2 separate regions of the Homo sapiens genome follow, and region 1 is linked to region 2. Evidence: read pairs that join two places in POLR2A ChIA-PET (ENCODE). Cell type or tissue: GM12878. All regions are shown on one strand.

What was found. Peaks named below come from ENCODE experiments on the same cell type or tissue, not always from the same donor. Only the 100,000 strongest peaks of a DNase experiment are listed, where the experiment ranks them.
Region 1: POLR2A ChIA-PET joins it to region 2 with 16 read pairs; 3 of 35 experiments call an interaction of 5 or more read pairs at or near these places.

The regions. Positions count from the first base shown.
Region 1 is chr1:9,956,992-9,964,991 of GRCh38, reverse strand. All of the region lies in intron 1 of NMNAT1 (nicotinamide nucleotide adenylyltransferase 1), which reads right to left. It also overlaps the pseudogene TMEM274P. Among named protein-coding and RNA genes, the nearest start is that of MIR5697, 6.4 kb to the left of the region's middle. In GM12878, no CTCF peak of the experiment used is centred here; DNase peaks (open chromatin) are centred at 3,671 and 3,881; H3K4me3 peaks cover 267 bases; H3K27ac peaks cover 659 bases.
Region 2 is chr1:9,665,793-9,673,792 of GRCh38, reverse strand. The region is part of intron 1 of PIK3CD (phosphatidylinositol-4,5-bisphosphate 3-kinase catalytic subunit delta); the gene reads right to left. PIK3CD-AS2 (PIK3CD antisense RNA 2) reads left to right here. Exons shown (of 2, transcript NR_126367.1): 2 at 1,074-1,367. Among named protein-coding and RNA genes, the nearest start is that of PIK3CD-AS1, 15 kb to the right of the region's middle. In GM12878, no CTCF peak of the experiment used is centred here; no DNase peak of the experiment used is centred here; H3K27ac peaks cover 556 bases.

The DNA of each region.
Region 1 (8,000 bases), 290 kb before region 2:
GTATTTTCAAAACTTTGGGGAATTTTTTGTAGAGCTTGAAGCTTTTTTTTTTTTTTTTTTTTGTCGCCCAGGTTGGAGTGCAGTGGCACAATCTTGGCTCACTGCAACCTCTACCTCCCTGGCTCAAGTGATTCTCCTGCCTCAGCCTCCCGAGTAGCTGGGACTACAGGTGTGCGTCACCATGCTGGCCAATTTTTTGTATTTTTAGTAGAGATGGGGTTTCACCGTGTTAGCCCAGGATGGTCTTGATCTCCTGACCTCATGATCCGCCTGCCTCGGCTTCCCAAAATGCTGGAATTAGAGGCATGAGCCACCGTGCCTGGCCGCTTGAAGCATTTTTATAATTAACATAGAAATATAGCAAATGACAATAAACACATCAATAGTTATATGCTACTTTTGGTTTACAAAAACAAAAGTATAGAATACTTTTATTTTTTCTTTTTGAGACGGGGTCTTGTTCTGTCACCCAGGCTGGGAAAGCTGGGAGGTTTAGCTTGAACATGGCTCACTGCAGCCACGATCTCCTGGGCTCAAGGATCCTCCTGCCTCAGCTACTCGTGTAGCTGGGACTGCAGGCACACATCACCACACCCAGCTTATCTTTCTATTTTTTTGTAGAGAAGGAGTCTCATTTTGTTGCCCAGGCTCTGCTTCCCACTTTGGGAAGTGGAGGTGGGAGGATTGCTTGAGCCCAGGATTTCAAGACCAAGGGCTCAAGTGATCCTCCCACCTACACTTCTCAAAGTGCTGGGATTACAGGTGTGAACCACCACACCTGGCTTTATAAAAATACTTTCGGCCCGGTGTGGTAGCTCACACCTGTAATCCCTGCACTTTGGGAGGCCGAGGTAGGTGGGTCACTTGAGGCCAGGAGTTTGAGACCAGCCTGGCCAACATGGTGAAATCCCATCCCTACCAAAAGTATAAAAATTAGCCAGGTGTGGTGGCTGGTGCCTGTAATCCCAGCTACTTGGGAGGCTGAGGCACAAGAATTACTTGAACCCAGGAGGCAGAGGTTGCAGTGAGCTGAGATCACGCCTCAGCACTCCAGCCTGAGTGATAGGGTGAGACTCTGTCTCAAAAATAAAATAAAATAAAATAAAATTCATACACATTGTCATTTGATTCTCACTGCAAAAAAATAACTTGGCCAAAAGCAATTAGCATGTTCCAAATGATAATCTATAGTTAATTCAGTTTTTCCAGTTAATCTTCGACCTTTGGATATTTAGGTTTTTCTAATTTTTCACTATTACAAACATCTCAAAAAAGAAATAATGGGGGCCAGATGCGGTGGCTCACGCCTGTAATCCCAGCACTTTGGGAGGCTGAGGTGGGCGGATCACGAGGTCAGAAGTTCGAGACCAGCCTGGCCAACATGGTGAAACCGTCTCTACTAAAAAATACAAAAATTCGCTGGGCGTGGTGGTGTGCGCCTGTAATCCCAGGTACTCGGGAGGCTGAGGCAGGATAATTGTTTGAACCCGGGAGATGGAGGTTGCAGTGAGCCTAGATTGTGCCACTGCACTCCAGACTGGGGGACACAGCAAGACGCCATCTTGGAAAAAAAAAAAAAGAAATAGTGGGTTAAAAATAAATCTGGAAATTAAGGCTATGCAATGCCTCACTGTGTACATCTAAGACTTGGCAATACTGAAAACACCTGTGTCAAGACTGTTCATTTGTAGCCCAATAGTAGTCAGACATAACTGCTAGGCTGACCAACTTGCTTTTGTTCAGATTTTATGCTGTCAGTGGACAAAGCTAGTGAATGGCACATCAGGACTAGAATTTAGGTTTCCTGACTCTTAAGCTCTCTCACCAAGAAGAAAAATGGGAGATAAACTGGAACAGTGTAGATTGGAATTGAGCCCTCTCATAGCTAAGGAGTTGAGAAATATAAACTTTAACCCCTTGGACAATGGGAACCTTTGAAGGTTTCTGAGCAAAGGAGTGACAACAGGGTTCTCAAAATAATATGACATGGGTGTTAAAAACCCTTATTTGGGGCCAGGCACGGTGGCTCACACCTGTAATCCCAGCACTTTGGGAGGCCGAGACGGGCGGATCACGAGGTCAGGAGATCGAGACCATCCTGGCTAAAACGGTGAAACCCTGTCTCTACTAAAAATACAAAAAATTAGCCGGGTGTGTTGGCAGGCACCTGTAGTCCCAGCTACTCGGGAGGCTGAGGCGGGAGAATGGCGTGAACCCGGGAGGCGGAGCTTGCAGTGAGCCGAGATCGCGCCACTGCACTCCAGCCTGGGCTACAGAGCAAGACTCCGTCTCAAAAAAAAAAAAAAAAAAAAAACCCTTATTTGGTTGTGTGATCTTGATTTGATCTCTTAACTCTGTTTTTAGGTTCTTTATCTGTAAAATGGAGATAATGAGAAGGCCAATCTCAGTTACTTTGAGGATTAATTCTGAGGATAAACATGGCAAGGGGCTTAGCATATTGCCTGGCACAGTGTTAAAATGAATGGTAGCTGTTATTTTTTTTTTTTTTTCAGACGGAGTCTCGCTCTGTCGCCCAGGCTGGAGTGCAGTGGCGCGATCTCGGCTCACTGCAAGCTCCGCCTCCCGGGTTCACGCCATTCTCCTGCCTCAGCCTCCCAAGTAGCTGGGACTGCAGGCGCCCACCACTACGCCGGGCTAATTTTTTGTATTTTTAGTAGAGACGGGGTTTCACCATGTTAGCCAGGATGGTCTCAATCTCCTGACCTCGTGATCCGCCTGCCTCAGCCTCCAAAAGTGCTGGGATTATAGGCGTGAGCCACCGCGCCCGGCGGCAGCTGTTATTTTTGAGGAAAGTGATGTTACTGATGACAGTGATGATTTGGAATTCATTGGACGGGATGAAACAAGATAGGAAAAGCAGCCACAAATAGTCAGTGGAAATGGAAGTAAGAAAGATACTTGGGGTCCGGGCGCGGTAGGTCATGCCTGTAATCCCAGCATTTTGGGAGGGCGAGGCAGGTGGATCACCTGTGGTTGGGAGTTCGAGACTAGCCTGACCAACATGGAGAAACCCCGTCTCTACTAAAAATACAAAATTAGCCAGGTATGGTGGCACATGCCCATAATCCCAGCTACTTGGGAGGCTGAGGCAGAACTACTTGAACCTGGGAGGTGGAGGTTGCGGCGAGCCGAGATCATGCCATTGCACTCCAACCTGGGCAACAAGAGCAAAACTCCGTCTCAAAAAATATATATATACTTGGGGCCTTCTCGAAAGAAGGCACAGTGGTGGGATCACAGGGACACTGCTAACTGTTCTTAGGGAATAACGGAGAAGGTTCAGTAGTAGTCACTAGGGCATTAGAAAAAAATGAGTTCATCACTAAGAATGATTTAAATGTCTTACCTTTCAGTTACCATCAAAAGTATCATACCATGATTCACTTGGGGCTTGTACCCATACCCTTTATCCCTACCCCAGGCCCTCGATACCCATAAAAACTACCAGTGGTATTATGGGAGGGGGTGATGAATGCGACATGCCCATAGTACCCTGAGGCCTACAGAGAAATCAGGGTATCCACCAGCCACTGAGCATGCTCTCAAAGACTGGTGGAGGGGCTGGGTTCAGCTGGCACCAGACAGACAGCTGGCGTCAGACAACCCCGCCCATCTCAGGTTTCAGTTACTATTCCCAAGAGAGAGATGGAAGAAGGGTAAGGCTGAGTTCGAGAGGTGTGGGTCCTCAAGGGAGCTGCTGCAGTTCTGAAGCAGACTTCAGGGAAGGATGGAACAAACAGCTTTTAGCCCTACACTTGGGGATAAGCTTAGGTTTCCAGGTGATGCCCAAGGGATGTGGAAGGGCTGGAGGAAGCTGATCTCTCAGCATAAAGGAAGCTGTCTTTCTCCCTTGTTACATCTATAACTTGTCTCAAATATCCAGCTCACAGTTCCACTAACTGTTAACAAAGCCAACTCGAGCTCACACCAGACTCTAAACCTTCAGAGCCACACAAGAGTTAAGGTTACAGTGAGCTCCTATTGCTGCCAAAAGTGGGTTTTAAAGAACTAGGGTCTGTCCCTTTCCTGAAGAGTACTTCCTCCATATCATTGCAGGGCACATGCGCATGCGTATAGGGGGGCTGTGGCCGATTGATGAATGGGTGCAGCAGTTTGGAAACTCTAACGGGACTGACCTGGGTCCTCCTTGTCTTGCTCCAGGTGCTCTGGGCCCAGTGTCACCATGATTCACTTTTGTTTGGCCCACACGGCCTATCGCTTGCACTGCTGGCTGCTGAGAACTCACCAGCTCAGGCTGTAAGTGTCCCTCCTCAGCTCACTGTGACAATAAGGAGTTCATTTCTTTCTCTGGCAGTCTTGAGGCTTAAAATTTACTTTTAATTTTAAAATTACTAATCTTGGGCTGGGTACAGTGGCACGTGGCTGTAGTCCCAGCCACTCGGGAGGCTGAAATTGAGCCACTGCGTTTTGGCCTGGGTAGTTACTGATCTTTATTATTATTATTATTTTTGGTAGAGATGGGGTCTCGCTGTGTTGCCCAGGCTGGTGTCAAACTCCTGGCCTCAAGTGATCCTCCCACCTTGGCCTCCCACGGTGCTGGGATTAGAGGCATGAGCCACCACACCTGGCCAAAATAACTGATCTTTATGTTTTAAAAACACTGAGATGTAAATATTAACATAACATTAAGCCAGGGTTTTTTTGTTTTTGTTTTTGTTTTTTTTAGAGATAGGGTATCGCTCTGTTGCCTAGGCTGCAGTACAGTGGCACAATCATTGCTCACTGCAGCCTTCAAATCCCAGGCTCAAGAGATCCTCCCACCTCAGCCTGCCAAGTAGCTAGTACTACAAGCACACGCCATCACTCCTGGCTAAAAAGTCAGTTTTTTAAAAATCAACTTTTCGAAAACAATAGTAATTCTGTTTGGCTTTCCCTATCGCATATTTCAGGATGCTCAGTATTAAACCTGTGTTGGCTAAGAGTTAAGTAACATGGCTGACCTCACCACCTCTCAGGATTTACACCTCTAAAAGGGTGCTATTCCTTTCAAAACAATAACTTTAAGCATGTAGCTATGTTCTTGTTCCAACAATGCTGCCATTAAATACTCTTGGGGGTATATTTTGAAATTGCATATTCTTTTGAGTACCTTCACTGGGGATAAATCTGTCTTTGGAGGGTATATTTGATTTCTGTGAATCCCCTAAAGTTATTCAGTGCTAAACCCAATTAATAAAATAATCAAGGTGAATTTAATAGTTTACAGTGAAGAAGGGAGTTAGAATGATTAGTTAATGGTGAGATTTTCTTTCTTTTCTTTTTTTGGTGGGGGGACAGAGTCTCGTTGTCGCCAGGCTGGAGTGCAGTGGCGTGCAATCTTGGCTCACTGCAACCTCCACCTCCCAGGTTCAAGCCATTCTCCTGCCTCAGCCTCCTGAGTAGCTGGGATTACAGGCGCATGCCACCACGCCCAGCTAATTTTTGTATTTTTAGTAGAGATGGGGTTTCACCATATTGGTCATGCTGGTCTTGAACTCCTGACCTCATGATCTGCCTACTTTGGCCTCCCAAAGTGCTAGGATTATAGGCGTGAGTCACCGCACCCGGCCTCTTTTTTTTTTTTTTTTTTTTTTTTTCCAAGATGGAGTTTCACTCTTGTCCCCTGGCTGTAGTGCAATGGCACGATCTCAGCTCACTGCAACCTCTGCCTCCCGGGTTCAAGCGATTCTTCTGCTTCAGCCTCCTGAGTAGCTGGGATTACAGGCGCCCGCCACCACACCCAGCTAATTTTTGTATTTTTAGTAGAGATGGGGTTTCAGTATGCTGGCCAGGCTGGTCTCAAACTCCCGATCTCAGGTGATCCACCTGCCTCGGCTTCCCAAAGTGCTGGGATTACAGGCTTAAGCCACTGTGCCCGACCAAGATTTTCTTACATGCCATGGAAACTACGTACACGTAATCTCAAAAGAATTTCAAAAATGCTTTGAGCAGTAACAATTTTCATTTGCTTGTGCAAGTTGTGGTAGGTAGATTAACTCTCAGTTTGTCAGTTAACAGTCAGTTTCCTCATTTAAAAAAATGGAGAACCACAGTCCTATGTCATAGGATTTTGTGCATATTAAATTAGATAATGCATGTAAAATGTTTGACACATTTGTCTACCAATTATGAATATTGATAACTTAGTATTACTTGCAGGTTGTTTTACATTAATTTACAGTCATGATAAAGGAACCAAGGTTCTAAAGATTCCCTAAAGATCAGTATCAACAGGCTGGGAGCAGTGGCTCACACCTCTAATCCCAGTACTTTGGGAGACAGAGGTGGGCGGATCACGAGGTCAGGAATTCAAGACCAACCTGATCAGCATGGTGAAACCCCATCTCTACTAAAAATACAAAAATTAGTCGGGCATGGTGGTGTGCTTCTGTAGTCCCAGATACTCAGGAGGCTGAGGCAGGAGAATTGCTTGAACCCAGGAGGCAGAGGTTGCAGTGAGCTGAGATCACACCACTGCACTCCAGCCTGGGTGACAGAGCAAGACTCTGTCTCAAAAAAAAAAAAAACAAAACAAAACAAAAAATCAGTATCAACAAAGCCTGCTAAATAATGGGAGAACAATAAGTAGTAGCTATTTTAATATTCTTATTGAAGTATTATTAGATAGAATTTTATTAGAATGCAATGGATCTCAATTCAATCAGAAACACCATCTCTACTAAAAACACAAAATATCATTATGTTTAAAACTTTATCTCTGTAGTTAAATGTAACATTATCACCAAACAGAACCTGAATTTGTTTTCTGGAAGCTATTTCATCACTAAACGAGTAATGTAAAATGTTAATTGCAGCCTGCCCCATGTTTTCTGCCCCTATTACCAAGGGCAATCACCTACTTCACTTCTTTGAAAAGCCAAAAATCTCAATATAGTGAAGATAGCTGTGGGTAAACTGAGCTTAACTTTTAATCCACACTTACTTCTTCTGGTATAGAAAGCCATTAAATAGGAGACAATGAGGGGACCAATGTCTCAACTTACAGATTCCCTGGAGACCAGTCCCAACGGTCTAGCGTTAGCTTATGTCTGCAGGGCTGAGGGTGACAGGCACGCCCGACCTGATTATTACTTAATATGTTCTTTCAGATTCTGTCTTCGAAATTATTCTTAGCGGAAACAGTCTGTTAATAACTTTAATTCTAAAAAAAAATCTGAAAACTGAGAATCTACTTAAGCGAGGGGGAGTGACAGGAAGCTGCAACACTCCTTGTAATTAGCCGAACTCAAACTCACCAGCTTCTATTACAGAAAGTCTGTGTAAAATAAGTCATTTTTCCTTACTAGAAGTCAGAATTCCCATGAAATAGTTTTTCACCAAAATCGCAAATTAACGTGAATTTAAAAACTGGTAAATAAGGGCTGGGCACGGTGGCTCACACCTGTAATCCCAGCACTTTGGGAAGCCGAGGCGTGGATCACGAGGTCAATAGTTCGAGACCAGCCTGGCCAACATGGTGAAGCCCACTCTCGCGTGGTGGCGCATGCCTGTAATCCAGCTACTCGGGAGGCTCAGGAAGGAGAATTGCTTGAACCCGGGAGGTGGAGGTTACAGTGAGCCAAGATCGCGGCACTGCAAGAAACAGAGTGAGACTGCGTCTCAAAAAAAAAATGGTAAACAAGACTGGGCACGGTGGCTCACACCTGTAATCCCAGCACTTTGGGAGGCTGAGGTGGGCGGATCACCTGAGGTTGGGAGTGTGAGACCAGCCTGACCAACATGGAGAAACCCTGTCTGTACTAAAAATACAAAATTAGCCTGACATGCTGGTACATTCCTGTAATCCCAGCTACTCAGGAGGCTGAGGCAGGGGAATTGCTTGAACCTGGGAGGCAGAGGTTGCAGTGAGTTGATATCCCACCATTGAACTCCAGCCTGGGTGACAAGAGCGAAACTCCACCTCAAAAATAAAAATAAAAAGGCCAGATGCAATGGCTCATGCCTGTAATCTTAGCATT
Region 2 (8,000 bases):
CAATAAAACAAACTTCCTGTAGAATTATGGAATTAGACCAGGCAAGACAACTGTAAAATCTCAGCAGGAATTATTAAAATGTAGAAGGAAGGCCGGGCGCTGTGGCTCACATCTGCAATTCCGGCACTTCGGGAGGCTGAGCTGGGAGGAATGCTTGAGCCCAGGAGTTCGAGACCAGCCTAGGCAACATAGCCAGACTTCGTCTCTACTAAAAATCAAAAAAATTAGCCAAGGCCAGGCATGGTGGCTCATGCCTGTAATCCCAGCACTTTAGGACGCCAAGGTGGGTGGATCACTTGAAGTCAGGAGTTCGAGATCAGCCCGAACAACATAGTGAAAACCAATCTCTGCTAAAATACAAAAATTAGCCAGATGTGGCGTTGTGCACGACTGTAATCCTAGCTACACGGGAGGCTGAGGCAAGAGGTTTGCTTGAACCAGAGAGGCAGAGGTTGCAGTGAGCTGAGATCGCACCATTACACGCCAGCCGGGGCGACAGAGGGAGACTCTGTTTCAAAAAATTAAAAAAATAAAAAAATTAGCCAGGTGTGTGTGATCCCTGCTTACTTAGGAGGCTGAGGCAGGAAGATGGGTTAAGCCCAGGAGGTCAAGGCTGCAGAAAACCGTGAGTGAACCACTGCCCTCCAGCCTAGGTGACAGAGCGAGACCCTGTCTCAAAAAAAAAAAAAAAAAGTAGGATTAAAAAAGTGGATTATACGTTGCATGTACGCCTCATACAGAAAGATGAACCTGTGACCTACTCAAACATAAGCCCTTGGCCATCTGAGAGCAGATCAGGGAACCAATGTACACTGACATATTTTAAGTGAAAATGAAATATTTATTGGGAAGGGAGAAATAACAGTAGCTGGCATCCATAGCAGCTTCTCCAGGTGAGTGCTGCTGGAGAGGTATATAGGACTCTGTGCGGCTAGCCACGGAAAAAAATAAAATAAAATGTTTACATTTGAGGTAATGCATCTTAATAATTCTCTACCTGAACCAAAGTCAGTTACTCAACCAACAAAGCACATTGGATAAAAGTGCTATTAAACTATTCGTTTCTCCACCAGGCACGGTGGCTCACACCTATAATCTCACCACTTTGGGAGGCCGAAGTGGGAAGATTGCTTGAGCCCAGAAGTTGGAGACCAGCCTGGGCAACACAGCAAGACCCCTGTCTCTACCGAAAATGAAAAAAATTAGCTGGGCATGGCAGTGTGCACTTGGGAGCTACTCAGGAGGCTGAAGCGGGAGGATCACTTGAGCTCAGGAGTTCAAGGCTGCATTGAGCTATGATGGCACCACTGCAGTCCAGCCTAGGAGACAGAGCTAGACCCTGTCTCTAAAAATAAATAAATAAATAATCTCGGCATTTCTCATCCTAATTGTGTCTAATGGTTCATCATCCTCTTTGGTACTAATCCACATTTTTAAAACTGGTTGGAGTCGCTGTGCTGGGAGTAGCGGAAGCCACAGAAAAAACATAAACATCTTCCCAGAGCACCCATTTGACTCTAAAGTTAGGGGAAAATATGCTTTATAGTAAAATAAACATGGATATATCATGGAATCGAATGTAAAATTAACATTAGCTTTAAAAATAGAAGTTGAAGCTTCAAAGCGAGGTCGCAGTTGGGGTGGGCGGCTGCAGGTCAAGAGCTGCACATCCCATCTCTTCAGGCTGGAGGGATGGTGGGAAAGTTGGAGAAACACAGCCCATCAGGGTCAAGGTTACTGCCAGCTGCCCGGCCATCTCCTACCCACTCCCCCTGGGAACCCGCAGCACAAGGGCTCCTGGGGTGCTGCCTTGTGAGCCTCACAGGTGACACCAGAATCCACTGCTGTGGCCAAGGTCACCTGAGGGCAGACCGCACTGTGAGCTGCCATACCTTCCAGTCCAGGCCCCTTGAGTGGGGCCAGGGGCGGCTCTTGCCACCACCCTGGGAGAGGAAGAAAATGGCCTGCTCAAGATCTCACTTCCAGCAGTATTTGCCTCAGATACCCAAGCTCCTTCCTACCTTGAAAGGCTAGAAAACGCTGACAAGGCCAGATGTAGTGGCTCATGTCTGTAATTCCAGCACTTTGGGGGGCCGAGGCGGGAGGATCTCTTGAGTCCAGGAATTCAAGAGCAGCCTGGGCAACATAGCAAAATGGGGTATTTATTGACACATGCTCTGTGCATTCCATCTGAGTCATTCATGGGAAGATCAAATAAGGTAATGGATGAATAAAGCTTACTACACCCTGCAAACCTCAAGAACTCATGACAGGAACACCTGTCATTAAAATCCACTCAGCTAGGCTGAGCAGGGCTCACCCATAGTCCCAGCTACTTGAGAGGCTGAGGTGGGAGGATCATTTGTGCTCAGGAGTTCAAGAGCAGCCCGGACAGGCCAGGCCTGGTGGCTCACACCTATAATCCCAGCACTTTGGAAGGCCAAGGTGGGTGGATCTCTTGGGCCCAGGAGTTGGAGACCAGTCTGGGCAACACGGTGAAACCCTGTCTTCCATTGAAATACAAAATGAGCGGGGTGTGATGGCATGAACCTGTACTCTTGGCTACTTGGGAGGCTGCGGTGGGAAGATCGCTTGAGCCCAGGAGATCAAGGATGTAGTGAGATATGATTGCACCACTGCACTCCAGCCTGGGCGACGGAGTGAGACTTTATCTCAAAAAAAGACCAGCCCCTGGACAGTAGAGTGAGACTCGTTTCTAAATAAATAAATTTTTAGGCCAGACGCGGTGGCTCACATCTGTAATCCCAGCACTTTGGGAGGTTGAGACGGGCAGATCACTTGAGGTAAGAAGTTTGAGACCAGCCTGGCCAACAAGGTGAAACCCCATCTCTACCAAAAATACAAAAATTAGCTGGGTGTGGTGGTGGGCGCCTGTGGTCCCAGCTACTCGGGAGGCTGAGGCATGAGAATCGCTTGAACCAGGAAGGTGGAGGCTACAGTGAGCCAAGATCGCACCACTGCACTCCAGCCTCGGTGACAGAGCGAGACTCCATCTAAAAAAAAACCAAAAACAAATTGTTTTTTAAAAATCCACTCCCTACCACAGTGTGGGCCTCAAAGATTCATTCATCCAATGGTAAAAACTGCAACTTTTTGGGTACCCATAACTTGGTCCAGGTGTTTCATTATTTCCAATCTTTACGACATCTCTACGACAATCCAGTCAAAGAGGTACTATCATCCTAATTCTCAGATGAGAACCCAGAAACTTAAATAACTTGTCAAGGTCCCCTACATGTTAAGTGTCAAAGCCAAGATATGAAGCCTGTAATTCTAAAACTCTTGCTTTTAATGCTAATCTGAAGCTAACCTTTTATTCATTTTCAAAACACGGTCCTGCTGGAGAAATGGAGCCATTCACATCTTAGGAAACTATCACATATTAGATGTGCTGCACTCAATTTACAAATAGACCACACATCATCACCGGTTTCCAAATGACAGCAGATGGGCTGTATTATTCAAATACTCATCACACCACACAATAGGGAAAAAAAGATTCATGACCTGGTCATGGCTCCTGGATGCTTGAAACCATCAGAAACAGAAGTTGTGGTCTGGGAGTACATCTCCTTTCCTTGGCTCTGAATATGAGGAACTTTTTTTTTTTTTTTTTTTTTTGAGGTGGAATTTCTCTCTTGTCACCCAGGCTGGAGTGCAACCTCTGCCTCCCAGGTTCAAGTGATTCTCCTGTCTCAGCCTCCTAATTAGCTGGGATTATAGGCACCCACCACCACGCCCAGCTAATTTTTGTATTTTTAGTAGAGACAGGGTTTCACCATGTTGGCCAGGCTGGTCTCGAACTCCTGATCTCAGGTAATCCACCTGCTTTGGCCTCCCAAAGTGTTGGGATTACAGGCGTGAGCCACCGCGCCTGGCAAGAAACATTTTTAATGGACTTTTTTAGAAGGATGTGTAACGAGAAAGTTGAGGTTTTTGTTTTTCCTCCTAGAAGAAAATTCTCATGAAGTAGTTCATTTGAGACCAATATCCTGATGTTCTTAACTTCCTCCTCAACAGCAGGTCAGCAGTAAAGAGGAAAATGCAGGCATCAAGCACACCCTGTTTGCGTGACTTTCCTCTCCTCCCTTAAGGCTCCCTGAAGCCCCCTCAAAACGAATGCCAAGGCCACTCTGAAGGGTTTAAGAGGTCTGGCGCAGGCTCATGCCCGTAATCCCAGTACTTTGCGAGGCCGAGGCAGGAAGATCGCTTGAGCCCAGGAGTTTGAGACCTGAACCAATGTATACTTTTCATGTACTGATTTATGATTTTACCTACAATTCCTGTCTTCCTAAAATGCATAAAACCAAACTGTAACCCAATCGTCTTGGGCACACTTTCTCAGGACCTCTTGAGACTGTTTCTTGGGCCATGGTCACTCATGTTGACTCAGAATAAGCCTGGGCAACAAAAGGAGACCTCCATCTCTACAAAAAGCTACAAAAATTACCCGGGTGTGGTGGCATATGCCTGTTGTCCCAACTACTAGGTGGGCGGATCACTTGAACCCAGGAGACTGAGGCTGCAATGAGCTATGATAGCTCCACTGCACTGCACCCTGGGTGACAGAGCAAGACCTTGTCTCAAAAAAAGTTAATTAGAAATAAAAATAATTAAAAGGTTTCAAGAGCAGGCATTATGGGCAGCAACCCAAGCTGGAGTCAAAGCCCCAGATTCTGTCCCCTGAAATACCTGAGGAATCCACCTGGCTGCCTCAGTTTCCCAAACAGCATATAGGGTCATCTGGATGTGAGCAGCGAACAGTCACCAAGACAAATTCTGGACTTGAATGAAACCATTAGTGAGTCCTTAGCCCCCATTTCCATGCTCCAGAGGCTGCAGGACCACAGCAGACTCAGAGTCCTGGAGACACAGCCCCGTCAGCCCCTACTCATCTGCTCAGGGAGCTAAGACCACATGGGAGAGGTTCACCGGCTTGCTCAGGGAGGCTCACACCCAGATCCAGTCAGCCAGCCGAGGACACAGTCTATTTGGACAGAAAGAGGTTGTCAGCTCCCCTTCTGGGACCATCTACCTCTAAGGCAGAAAAATCAATCTGCTATAGATTAAAACAAAATCAATCTTGAGGGAGAACAGAGACTTGTTAATTTATATTAATATATAATAAGAATGAGGGGAAGCATGGGAGAGGGTGAGGGATAAAAGACTACACATTTGGTACAGTGTACACTGCTTGGGTGACGGGTGCATCAGAATCTCAGAAATCACCACTAAAGAACTTACTCGTATAACTAAAAACCACCTGTACCCCAAAAACTACTGAAATAAAAATAAAAATAAAGTATTTGCCAAACCAAAAAAAAAAAAAAGAATAAGAACAGCTAATATTTACAGAGCATCAACTATGTGGAAGGTGATGTTCATTATCTATTTACCTTATTTAATCCTTCAGACAAACCTAGGAATGGGCCCATTAAGGTTCATTTTACAGACAAGGAAATAGAGGATCAGAGAAGTTAAGTAGGCACCTCAGAGTCACACAGCTGGGAAGTGGAAGAGCTACGGTTTGAATCTGAATCTGCCCACCACTAGAGTTCATGGGTTTAACTACTGCATTACTGAATTTCAAGATGAATCCAACTCCCGGGGAGTTGGTTCACTGGACAACTAAGGAAGTGCAGACCTCATGCTATACATCCAGCCAGTAAAGAGAAAGAAAGCTATTTAAACTCATTGGCAATAAAAGAACTAGGTTTTACACCAGGCGTGGTGGCTCACTCCTGTAATCCCAGCACTTTGGGAGGCGAAGGCGGGAAGATCACTTGAGCCCAGGAGTTCCAGACCATCATGGGCAACATGGCGAAACCCTGTCTTTACTAAAAAAAAAAAAAAAAAAAAAAAACAAAAATTAGCCAGGCATGGTGGCAGCACCTGTAGTCCCAGCTACTTGGGAGGCTAAGGTGGGAGGATCACTTGAGCCCAGGAGGTCGGGGCTGCAATAAGCTGTGATTGCTCCAGTGCACTCCAGTGTGGGCGACAGAGTGAGACCCTATCTCAAAAAAAAAAAAAAAGAAAAAGAAAAGAAAGATATGTTTTAAATAATTACCTCTGAGCCTATTAGCAAAACATTATTTCGGCCGGGCACGGTGGCTCACGCCTGTAATCCTAGCACTTTCGGAGGCCGAGGCGGGCAGATCACGAGTTCAGGAGATGGAGACTATCCTGGCTAACACGGTGAAACCCAATCTCTACTAAAAATACAAAAAATTAGCCGGGCGTGGTGGCGTGAGCCTGTGGTCCCAGCTACTTGGGAGGCTGAGGCAGGAGAATCACTTGAACCCGGGAGGCGGAGCTTGCAGTGAGTCGAGATTGCGCCACTGCACTCCAGCCTGGACCACAGAGTGAGCCTCCATCTCAAAAAAAAAAAAAAATTCTTTCAATATTATTCAATGCTGGCAAGGATGTTATGAAACTATTATATGTCACTGGGATAAATTGGTCACCCAGGCTGGAGTTCAATGGTGTGATCATCACCCTTGGCAACCTTGAATTCCTGGGCTCAAGCAATCCTCTCGCCTCAGCCTCCCAAGTAGCTGGGATTACAGGTGCATGCCACTGTGCCCAGCTAATTTTTAAAAACAATTTTTGGCTGGGCGCAGTGGCTCATGCCTGTAATGCTAGCACTTTGGGAGGCAGAGGCGAGCAGATTACCTGAGCTCAGGAGTTCGAGACCAGCTTGGAAAACATGGTGAAACCCCGTATCTACTAAAATACAAAAAATTAGCCAGGCATGGCGGTGTACGCCTGTAGTCCCAGCTACAGGAGGCTGAGGCAGGAGAATCACTAGAACCCAGGAGGCAGAGGTTGCAGTGAGCCGAGATCATGCCACTGCACTCCAGCCAGGGCAACAGAGCGAGACTCCATCTCTGAAAAAAAAAAAAAAATAGCAGGCATGGTGGCGCAAGCCTGTAATCCCAGCTACTGGGGAGGCTGAGGCAGAATTGCCTGAACCCGGGAGGCAGAGGTTGCAGTAAGCCAAGATCGCACCACTGCACTCCAGCTTGGGCGACAGAGCGAGACTCTGCCTCAAAAAATAAATAAGTAAATAAAAATTAAAAAAGAATTTTGTAGAGATGGGGGAGGGTCTCACTATGTTGCCCAGGTTGGTCTCGAATTCAGGTGTGAGCCACTACACCTGACCTCAAGCATTTATTTCTACTGATTTCAAGACAAAGCTTAACTCTTTCAACGAGTTGCCAATCAGAAAATCTTTGAATACGGCCAGGCATGGTGGCTCATACCTGTAATCCCAGCACTTGGGAGGCCAGGGCAGGTGGTTCACTTGAGCTCAGGAGTTCAAGACCAGCCTGGCCAACATAGTAAAACCCTGTCTCTACAAAAATACAAAAATTAGCCTGGTGGGTGCCTGTAATCCCTGCCACTCAAGAGGCTGAGGCAGGAGAATCACTTGAACCTGGGGGGGCAGAGGTTGCAGTGAGCCGAGATTGCACCACTGTACTCCAGCCTCGGTGACAGAGTGAGACTCCACCTCAAAAAAAAAAAAAAAAAAAAAAAAAAAAAAAGACCGGGCGCGGTGGCTCATGCCTGTAATCCTAGCACTTTGGGAGGCTGAGGTGGGTGGATCAACTGAGGTCAGGAGTTCGAGACCAGCCTGGCCAACATGGTGAAACCCCATCTCTGCTAAAAATACAAAAAATTAGCAGGGTATGATGGCGGGCGCCTGTAATCCCAGCTACTCTGGAGGCTGAGGCAGGAGAATCGCTTGAAGCCAGGAGAAGGAGGTTGCAGTGAGCCAAGATTGTGCCATTGCACTCCAGCCTGGGCAAAAGAGCAAAACTCTGCGTCAAAAAACAAAAACAAAAACAAAAATTAGCTGGGCATGGTGGTGGGCAGCTGTAGTCCCAGCTACTTGGGAGGCTGAGGCAGAAGAATAGCTTGAACCCAGGAGGCGGAGGTCGCAGTGAGTGGAGATCGCACCACTGCACTCCAGCCTGGGT